2 separate regions of the Homo sapiens genome follow, and region 1 is linked to region 2. A link is a loop called in an ENCODE intact Hi-C map of the cell type or tissue named here. Cell type or tissue: dorsolateral prefrontal cortex. All regions are shown on one strand.

Region 1 (5,000 bases), 180 kb after region 2:
AAATGAACACTTTGCTTTTGCTTCAAAAGCTCCCTGAATGTCTCTTGGCCCCTCTTAGCGTGGCAGGTGGGCTCCACGTGTGCAGGGCCAGGCGGGCCGGGGGGATCCTGTGTGCAGTAGGAGCCGGGGTCAGGGGGCCAGGGACCCACAAGCCTCTCCCTAGCCCCGCCCCCCGAGATCGGCCAGGCACCTCACGGCCCCTCCTGTCCCTGCAGACCCAGCCGATGCCCAATCCTGTGGCGTACTACCTGCACCACTCACCCTGGTGGTTCCATCGCTTCGAGACGCTCAGCAACCACTTCATCGAGCTCCTGGTGCCCTTCTTCCTCTTCCTCGGCCGGCGGGCGTGCATCATCCACGGGGTGCTGCAGATCCTGTTCCAGGTGAGCCCGCGCCGCCCGCCCTGCCCCGTGTCCACAGAGACGCTGGCCCGTCGCCCTATTTCTGGCTGCCCCGCTCTCTGGGAGGACCCTGGGGCATTACAGGCCCCCTTTCTTGGGGACAGCCTGTCCTCCCCAGCCTTCGTTTGTGTCACGGGCCCCACTGCAGCCCTGTCCCGGGCTGCAGGCTGAGGGTCTCCTTCCCAGGCTTCCTCCAAGGACTGGCTCCTCCCAAGAGCGTTTCCTGCAGCTGCGAGAGGCCCGGCCATGTCCTGGGCTCGGCAGTGGGACGGGGTCAGCACGCCAAGGCCCTGTGTGGACACCCCCACATTCCTGGGATCCACTCCTAAGATTCTTCCATTCTAGAGGTTTCCTTTCAAGTGTTCATGTCAGTCCACGGGGAACCAGGGTCTGAGAGAGGCCAGGGTCATTTGCCTCCATGTGGGTGAGGGGCTGCCTCCCCCAGCCCCCGGAACCCCGGGTACCCCCTAACGCCCCGTCCTGCCCACAGTCACCGCCATCCCTGCCCCACAAGCCCCCTGCATTGAGGGCGCCTCGAAGGACAGAGCACCCCCACGCTGCCTCCAGGGGGGCTGGGCCAGTCCCGAGCCTTTGCTTTTCCCTGTAAACGCTACATTCCGACTGTCAATTCCCAAGGAAAATGTGGTGGGGATTTTAAAGGTGGTTCTCTCTCTCGATTGTTTCAATGGAGGTGTAACATACAGCCAGGAAAATGCACAGGTCCAGGTGGCGTTCCACGTGCTCTGGAAAACAGATGTACCTGGGTGTCCCACGCCCCTTCCCCTGCCCTGCCCGCCCCTGCCCCCGCCCTTCCCCTGCCCTGCCCACCCCTGCCAGAGCACCGCCGCCTAGAGGGGCAAAGCTCCGTCAGCAGGCACGGGTGCCACGCCACGTTGGTGCACGTGGGGGCGCCCATGGTTGTTGGCCGGGTCCTGTTTCACGGTGCGTGCCTGCGGTCGGTTCACCCGTCCCGTCTGTGCACGTGTGGTAGTTTCTGGTTTTCACCACAGCCTGCCGTGCAGAGGTGCAATCTCGTCATCCTGTGGATGTATTTTCAAGGGCGCTACTGTATCGTGAGCAGGCCTGTGATTCACCTTACTGGAAGCTGCACGTGTCCAGGGTGGCTGTGCTGTTCTTGACCCCTCCCCCCAGCAAGGACCCTCACTCTGGCCGCCGGGGCCCTGAGCAGCTCCTGACTCCCTCGGGCTTTTCCGCGTTAGCTGCTTGGAGGCTGGCACCGGTGCCCATCAGGTGATTTCCCTGTGGGCATCGATGTCGCCGTGAATCTAAGTGGGAAGAACGGACTTGCTCACAGATCGTCCCCCAGCCAGGACCGCACGTTTCTCTCTGCAGCTGCTCAGGGCTCCTGGAATAGCTTCAGTCGGTTCCATGTAGCCGGACCCCACGCGTGTTTGGGGGCTCCTGGAATAGCTTCAGTGGATTCCATGTGGCTGGACCCCACGCGCGTCTGGGGGCTCCTGGAATAGCTTCAGTCGGTTCCGTGTAGCCAGACCCCATGTGTGTTTGGGGGCTCCTGGAATAGCTTCAGTGGATTCTGTGTAGCCAGACCCCACGCGCGTTTGTAGGCTGCAGCTCTGAGGTGACTTCTTTTTGTTGATGTTGTAAATGGTGCCCTTTTAAGTCACACTTCCTCCTCTTGGTGGCTAAGTGTGGGACTCTGGTGACCTTGACCTTTCTCAGACAACCTCTGCACTGGTACTTCCCCGTCTGTCTGCGGGTCCCTCAGAGACGCGTCCTGTGGGTGATCTAGGGATTCTGCCGGTTCTACGTCCATCCCTTTCTCCCCTGCTGGGCGGGCTCGAGTGCTGTCCTGGGTCTGGGGTCCCACAGCAGGGAGGGCCCGCCACCCCGCGCACTGCCTCTCACGATGCCGGCTGTGGGTTGTTTTCGTGGCTGCTTTTATTCACTTCTCCTTTGTGGGTTTTTAGCCATGAATGGATGTTGAGTTGTGGCGTTTCTCCATCAGTCACGAGATGACTTGTTGTTTCGTCTGTAACGTGGCGAGTTACATTAATGCTGTGGATGCTGAAGCAAGTTCACATTCCCAGAACATCTGAGCCTCTTCCTCTGCGGGAGTCTGGAAAGCAGAGGTGACCGTCCCTCACACCTGGCAGTGCTCCTGCATGAGGCCACCTGCGCCGCCAGGGTCTCTGTGACTGATCACCCTTGCGGGCCGTAGGACACGCAGAGTTTCCATTCCTTCTTGACTTGAGGCAGTTTTTGTGGTGAACATTTCCCTGGGAATTTGTTCATCTGTTTTCAAATCTTTTGGCAAAAAAAGTCATAGTATTATCTTAGTTTTATAGCCTCTCAAGTAGCCGGGACTACAGGTGCCACCACGCCGAGCTATTTTTCATTTTTTGTAGAGCTGGGGGTCTCGCTATGTTGCCCAGTCTGGTTTTGAACTCCAGGGCTCGAGCACTCCTCCTGCCTGACCTCCTAAAGTGCCGTGACTGCAGGTGTGCGCCCGGCCTCAAGGCCTGTGTCCTCACCGACACGCATCTCCTGAGACAGCGGGGAGCAAGGTCATGCTTAGGGTCAGCGTGGCCGTCTTTCTCTTTTAAGTAACAGGCCCGTATATCTCAACTGACATATTTGGACGTATTTCCACATCTTTGTGTTTTTCTCTTTGTTCTTTGTATCTTTCTCTCTCGTTTTTTTCTGTTATTTTCCCTCCTCTAATGGATAAGGAAGATCCTCTGTTTCCTCAGTGGTTATCAATCAATCAGCCATGTTAACTTACTGAAGGTCTCAGTTTGGGCAGCATCTTTGCCACCATGACCCCCCGAGGTCCTCAGCCCGCCCAGCCCGCCTCTGTCCAAGGTCCTCAGCCCACCCAGCCTGCCTCTGTCCGCCCCAAGCCACTTGCGTCCTTTGCTCCAGTGTTTCAGCTCTGTTTCGTTTTATTAATTGACTTATTTTAGAACACTTTTAGATTTTCGGAAAAACTGTGCAGAGACTACAAAGGTTCCCTTATCCCCCCCTCCCAGTTTCCCTGCGCTCAGCGTCTTGCATCGGCCAGGACCTTGTATAGTTGATAGGCAGGACTGATAAACTGTTGCCAACTAAAGTCCCGGCTGACAGGAGAGCCATTCGCAGTGTTGCTCATTCTGTGAGCTCCGACAAACGGACGACGACACGTGTCCCCATCACAGCTTCATGCAGAGTCGCTTGTGGCCCTGGAAGTTCTCTGTGCCCCGCCGACCCTCCGTCTCCACGGTACTGCCTCTTCCGGACATCCTAGAGTGGGAAGCATTGTGCAGCCTTTGCGGACTGGCTTCCTGCCCTCCGCGGCCGCGCGTGGGCTCCTGCACCTCCTGCAGGCTCCACTGCTTGTTTCTCTTCGGTTCCGAGACGCCCGTGGTCCGCACGTGCCCCGGTTTGTTTCTCCACTCAGCCTCTGAAGGGCAACAGACGGAGCCCCGGGCACATGTGCTTCCCACAGGGCGCACAAGGAGGGTTGTGCTGAGCACAGGCGTGGGGCCAGGGCCGGCTGTGCCAGCCCCGGGTCCCACTGCCACCCAGGGAGGGGTGTCCAGCCTGAATGGAGGGGTGTGTTCCAGGATTCCTGACCTGGGTGGGGCCACACACACGGGTGACTCCTGAGCCGTCTTCAGCCATGCGGTCCTGGGGTCCCAGCTGCTGGAGGAGGGCCGGGCTGGAGACTCCCGGGAGTCACCCCGACCCCACACACCTCCTGCGTGGGCTGTGCTGCCCCAGGGTCCCGCCTGCCCCTGCCGGTGGAGAACACAGAGATGCCCACGCCAGGCTCGGGTCTGGTTCCGAGGCCGGTCCAAGGGCACCCCTGGACACACAGCCCAGGCAGGGGTGTTGGTCTGCTTGGCTCCGTGGCTGCCTGGCAGTGGGGAGTGCTCAGGATCCCACCTCCCGCTTCCATGGCCCGTGTACCCTGTAGCGTCCCTCCCTCAGGCTGTGCTGGCCAGTTCCACCACTGCCCCTCTCCCGATAAGCTGATGCTGCCTGGGAGAAGCTCTCATGAAAAGCAAGGTGCTGAGTTACTTAAGTAAATGGAGAAAGTGGGAGTCACTTGAGGGCTGAGCTACCGTGACATGGAATGGGGAGGTGACCCTTGAACCAGAGGCCTCAAAAACGTCCTTGTTTATTCAGAACGCAGGAACCTGGCCAGGGGGTTAGATGAGAATTGGACCAACGGGCCCTGGTGCAGGCAGACAGGGACCCTCCCAAGCATGACGGCCAGGCTGCGGGTTCCCTTAGTGCCGGTGCTGGCCCCGTTTTGGAGTCCGCTGCCTGGTGGGGTGAGTGGCGGTGGACAGTGGGGATGCTGAAAGGGGAGGGGACAGAGCTGGGCCTCACTGCACCTGGGACTGTGAGCACCACCCTCAAAGACCCGGCACAGGCAGCGCCTCCCTTCCAGGCCTCGGAGGTCAGGCTGCGTCATCCTCTCCAGCCCCACACTGTGTCCAGGACGAGGTGGAAGCACCAGGGTCGTGGCTGTGCTCTGCGGCGTGGCCTGGCGTCCCCCCTTGGAAGACAAGATGGTCGGCCGGCAGTCCCGGCTGCGATGTATCCTGCCCCCTCACAGGCAGTGTGGGGTCT
Region 2 (5,000 bases):
CTGCCCGGACCCTGTCGGGGGAATTAAACAGGGGGATGGGGCGTGGGGCAGAAGGGACAGCAGCAGGGGCTTAGGGCCACCTCAGAAAGTGGGGGCTCCTGGAGGGGACCAGCCTCCCTGCCACCTGGCGGGTGACACCGGGGTCCCCAGGCACAGGCCGCCCACTGCCCAGCGCCGGACTCCCCAGCTCCACCACACCTGGTTCTCTCCCCGACCAGGCCCCGACCCTGGGGACCCTCGAGGAGGGGCCTGGACACGCCGGGGGGGGGGTTGCAGCAGCCCCCACCGGACGGTCCCTGCGTTTGAACCGCGGTGTCGGGACCGCCGGCTTCTGGCGCCCTCTGGTGGGCACAGTGGGCCCTGCGTGAGGTCGGGCTTGGTGGGCGGCTCTGAGGCTGGAGCTCAGTGACAGCCACAGTGGGTCCTGAACTGGGGCTGGGGCAGAGGCAGCGAGAGCCGGGGTCCCTGTGTCCCACGGCCTGGCAGGGACCCGCTCCCAGCAGCTCTGTTGTGCGGCCTTGGCTGGTCAGTCAGCCCCTCTGAGCCTGGTGTCCCCGGCAATACGGGGTCACAATGACGTCCCCTGCCCACTCTGCCAGGCATTTCCAGGAAAGCCCTGCCGTGGGCCCGTTCCCAGGCCTGAATCTGTTCCTCGGGGACCTCTGGATTGGCAGGCCCTGCCCTGGTGCTCCTGACAGCCCTGCCCAGGCCAATCCTTCTTTGGGGATGGGTACTGTCAGCCTCACGGGCCCTCAGTGATAGGGACAGGAGACAGAAATTCTAGGTAGAAAAAGATGGGGTTCCTGAGGAACCCCACCCTCAAGCCTGGAAGCATAGCCCTGAGTGAGAACACGCATTCCAGTTTCCCTGCTCCAATGCTGCCTTTTCCAAAACCACCACTGCCTCGCCCCACCCCCATCCTGTACCCATAAAAACTCCTGACCTTATTGGCAGAGAACAGAGCAGGCAAGGAGAGGAGAAGCAGCTGGCCATCGGAGATGGCAGTTTGACATCAGAGAGGAGCAGCGTGACCTCAGAGGGACAGCTGGACAGCAGGACTTTGGAGAAGAGTCTGGTAGAGACGGCAGGACTTCAGGGGACTATCACCTTCCCCCTCCACCCCCTCTCCAGCTCCCCCTCCCACTGAGAGCCTCTTCCACCACCTTCCCCCTCCACCCCCTCTCCAGCTCCCGCTCCCTGTGAGAGCCTCGTCCATCACCTTCCCCCTCCACCCCCTCTCCAGCTCCCCTCCCTCTGACAGCCTCTTCCATCACCTTCCCCCTCCACCCCCTCTCCAGCTCCCCCTCCCTCTGAGAGCCTCTTCCATCACCTTCCCCCTCCACCCCCTCTCCAGCTCTCCCTCCCTCTGAGAGCCTCTTCCATCACCTTCCCCCTCCACCCCCCTTTCCAGGTCCCCCTCCCTCCATCGGCCATAAAATCCCTTGCATTTACTATCCTTCAATTTCTTCATGCAACCTGATATTTCCTGGATGCTGGACAAGAGCTTGGGATACAGAAAGCTGTCACACTGACCCTCTGCCCTCGAGAAAAGGCAGAGGGTCCACTGAGCTGTTAAACACTCCAGACATCCTTGGACAGCAAAGCTAAAAGCACTGTAACACACACCCTCTGAGGCTTCACGGGTCACAGGCACTGCCCTAGACACTGCCACAGGACTGCACGGAGTTCTGCTCCTGCTGTGCCCAGAAGTGTTCACTCCAGCTCCTGCACCCGCCCACCTGCGTGCTCCTGCTGCCTCGAGGGGTTGAGAGCTCTGGGCTAAGCAAGATACCGCTGTCACCAGGCCCACAAAGGGGTCAAGGAAAATTTCTTGTTTCATTGGGGTGTGCGTGGCATGGACGGGAGAGGAGGGGCAACACAGGGCTGCCTTTACCAGGTCACTCCCCTTTCTGCCCTTGGGGACCTGCCTCAGTGCCGCCCCCCAGGTAGATGGGTTTGGGGCCAGGGACCCCCCCAAAGCAGGCAACCCTCAGCTCGGCCACCCTCTGACCTTGGGTCCCATGGCCGGGCTCTCAGGTAGGGCCTGGCCACCCAAAAGCAGCCCCAGCACCCCAACCAACCCTCACCCCACAAGGCCACAGTCCCTACAGCAGCCCCAGCACGTCCCGGCCCGCTGTCCCCTGAGCACCCCTGACAAACCCTCGTCCTGCAAGACCACAGTCCCTACGGCAGCCCTGCCCATTCCTTCCCGGCCTGGAGCTTAGGGTTCCTGCAACAGGCTGGGGCCTATGGAGAGTGGCTTGCACCTGGTGTGCTGGGGTGTGGCTGTTAACACCTGGGGCGCAGCCTCACCAAAGCAGGGTGTTCGCAGTGGCTCTTATACCACCACGGGGCGGGCCTCCCTGAGGCCCCTCTGCTCCATCTCCCTTTGTCCCCAGAAGCGCTGAGCCCGAGCGCCCTGGGGTCCTGCTCTGAACACACTGTGTGCCCTTCCCTCCCCAGCTGGCCCTCAGAGACCCTTGGCAGGGCCTGATTTTCAGGACCACGGCCGCAAGCAACCTCCTGGCCCCCTCCTCCCCTTCAGCTCTGCAAACCAGCTCCCTGACCAAGGAGACTTTCAGAACTGCCCTCTGATCCTGCAATCTGAGAGGACCACACCACCGTGCAGCCCCCACCCCGGGCCTCGGCTCCCTGAGCCCCAGGACCCCGCATCAGGGCCTGAAGAATCAGGCGGAGCACGGCCGGCGCTGGCCACTGGGGGGCACACGTGCAGTTCTCAAGGCTCCCAGCAGCGCCGGTGTCCGGCGTCCAGTCCTGCCAGGCTCAGGCCCGAGGACAGGGGTTGGGGGTTCTATGTGGGGCTCCTCCTGCCCTGTGGCGAGGGCTTTCTCATGCCAAGATTGAAACCCCTGGTTTCCAGGCTAAGACCTAGGGCCCAGAACCAGCCCAGCTGACCTTCCTGGCCTGGCTGCAGGGCCCAGGGAAGCTGGACCCTGGGGGTGGGACTGGGACCCTCCCGCCTCCCCCAGCCCCACCCACTCTCTGCTGGCTTTGCTGCCGGCGAGTGGCCAGCCCGGCCGCCCCACACCCTCCAGCAGCTGGTGGGCGACCCTCCCGGCAGCAGGACTTGCCTGGCTGGGCCGGCCACACCTGCTGCAGCAGCTGGCTCAAAATCCCCAAATCCTGGCAAGCTGCCCGCCTGGCCCCGCACCGGCCAGGCCAGCGCATCCTTGGCCCGTAGGGTCTGCCTGTCCTTTGCTGAACCGGCTGTTGGGGACCGTGGCCAGGTGGGCAGGCGGACAGCACCCCAGCCTGGAGACACCAGGGCTGCTCACACGCCAGGCTGCACTGTCTCAGCCCTTTGTGTGTGTGGGTGGGGGTGGTACCCCGCCTGGGCTCTGCTGGAGCAATTCAGATGAGAGTCTGTAGGCTTTTCAGGAGAAAGAAAAACAGAGACATGGGTGCTGGGGTCTGACCCTCACCCCACCTCCTCGGGCAGGGGAGAAAGCAGGGTGTCATTCTTCTGAGGGCAGGCGGCCGCTGGACAGGCCCAGCCCCCCTGCCCCGGCCAGCCTGCCCCAGGCCCGTCAACCCCCTCAGTGTCCATCTCCGGCTCATCCTCACTGGGACCCTCGGGCCAGTGGCAGCCTGGGTAGGCCAGGAGGGTGTGCAGGCCAGGAGGGTGTGCAGGCCAGGAGGGTGTGCAGGCCAGGAGGGTGGGCAGCACCAGGAGGGTGGGCAGGACCAGGAGGAGCGGGGCTCAGCTGCCACAGGGGCCCTCCAAGCCGTCACCCAACCCTGGCCTGAGTTTGCCACTTGATACCTGGCCACTTGGCTGCTCCCAGGCCTTGGGGGAGGCCGGGTCCCCGGCTGCCGGATGCTGGGAGTCAGAGCCCCAGGAGCAGAGAGGCGGTGGTCGCCGCCCATCCAGGGCCTAGGTGGGGGTGCTGCCAAGGCAGGTGGCGAAACCGCAGCCAGTGCTTCCCCCCGTGGGTGCTCGCTTATCCCCGCCCCCCGGCATTTGCTGAGCACCTACTGTGTGCTGCCGGTCCCTCCGTGCTGAGACAGACCCAGCAAGGGGCCTGCGGAAACTGCCTTGTGCCCAGCACGTGGCTCCTCCCTGGCCCCCCACTGTCTGCGTGCGGGGGCTCCCCAAGCATGCACCCTCCTGGGACCCTGCCCTGCCCAGTCTGCACCTGCTGGGTGCAGGTGGGGCCCCTTGCTCTGCCTGGGGTCAGTGGGAGGGGCTGGGGTGGCTGTGGTCACTAAGCAGGTATTCTGAGGGGAGAGCCTGGGCAGCATCAGATGGTGACATCCTGGGGTCAGCGTCCTGCACTCAGCAAGACAGCAGCCCCTGCGGAGTGCTGAGTGGACAGAGGTGGGGGCTGGCTCGTCCTGTGCCCAAGGCTGGGTGGGAGAGCACTGCAGCCCCGGCCCACCCCAGCTGCCCACCCCAGCCTGGTGCCCACCCCCTGAAAGTCCCCCCTGCTGGCATCTGTAGCCGAGGTAACTGATCCCTGGTGGGGGCCGGGCTGGCCTGGGCTCTGGTCTCTCTTGGCTCCCGAGCCTCCGGCCCAGCTGTTGCTGAGGAGGCTGCGTCTGTCCTCGGGGCCAACAGCTGCAGGCCCGGAAGCGCCCCCCTCCCACATCCCCCAGAGCAGGTGTGTCCCCCACAGCCCAACCCAGCCTGCCAAGGATGGGTCCCAGGGATACGGGGGCCTCCTGCCCTTCTCTGCTCAACTTTTCGGGGCCTGGGCTGGGACTGCTGTTGGAGTCCTCAGTCCTGTGGGTAGCAGACGCCAAGTCCCTGGTGGCCAGCCTGTGGCCAAGTGGGCTGAGCACTCACTGCAGCCCCGACCAAGAGCAGCTGTGCCCCTCAGCCACGCTCACCAGACCCAAAGTGCACGGCCGGGCACACACCCTTCCACCTGCCCCACTGTCCAGGCTCGGCGGGGGCCTCCCCGATGCCACTCCCCTCCCTCCAGGCTCCGACACCCACACTGTCCTCACTGACCTGAGAGCCTGTGTCACAGTGTCCC

The links. A loop is a pair of places that touch in the nucleus more often than their neighbours do. Peaks named below come from ENCODE experiments on the same cell type or tissue, not always from the same donor. Only the 100,000 strongest peaks of a DNase experiment are listed, where the experiment ranks them.
Region 1: it touches region 2 in a loop (3-fold over the local background); 5 of 110 quality-filtered maps call a loop at or near these places.

The regions. Positions count from the first base shown.
Region 1 is chr16:874,953-879,952 of GRCh38, reverse strand. It overlaps LMF1 (lipase maturation factor 1), which reads left to right. Exons shown (of 11, transcript NM_022773.4): 6 at 216-383. Among named protein-coding and RNA genes, the nearest start is that of LMF1-AS1, 44 kb to the left of the region's middle. In dorsolateral prefrontal cortex, no CTCF peak of the experiment used is centred here; no DNase peak of the experiment used is centred here.
Region 2 is chr16:1,052,994-1,057,993 of GRCh38, reverse strand. No RefSeq gene overlaps it. Among named protein-coding and RNA genes, the nearest start is that of SSTR5, 17 kb to the left of the region's middle. RefSeq lists a silencer at 252-431. In dorsolateral prefrontal cortex, CTCF peaks have their summits at 338 (motif pointing left) and 2,710 (motif pointing right); DNase peaks (open chromatin) are centred at 333, 2,733, 3,190 and 4,595; H3K27ac peaks cover 1,930 bases; H3K27me3 peaks cover 869 bases.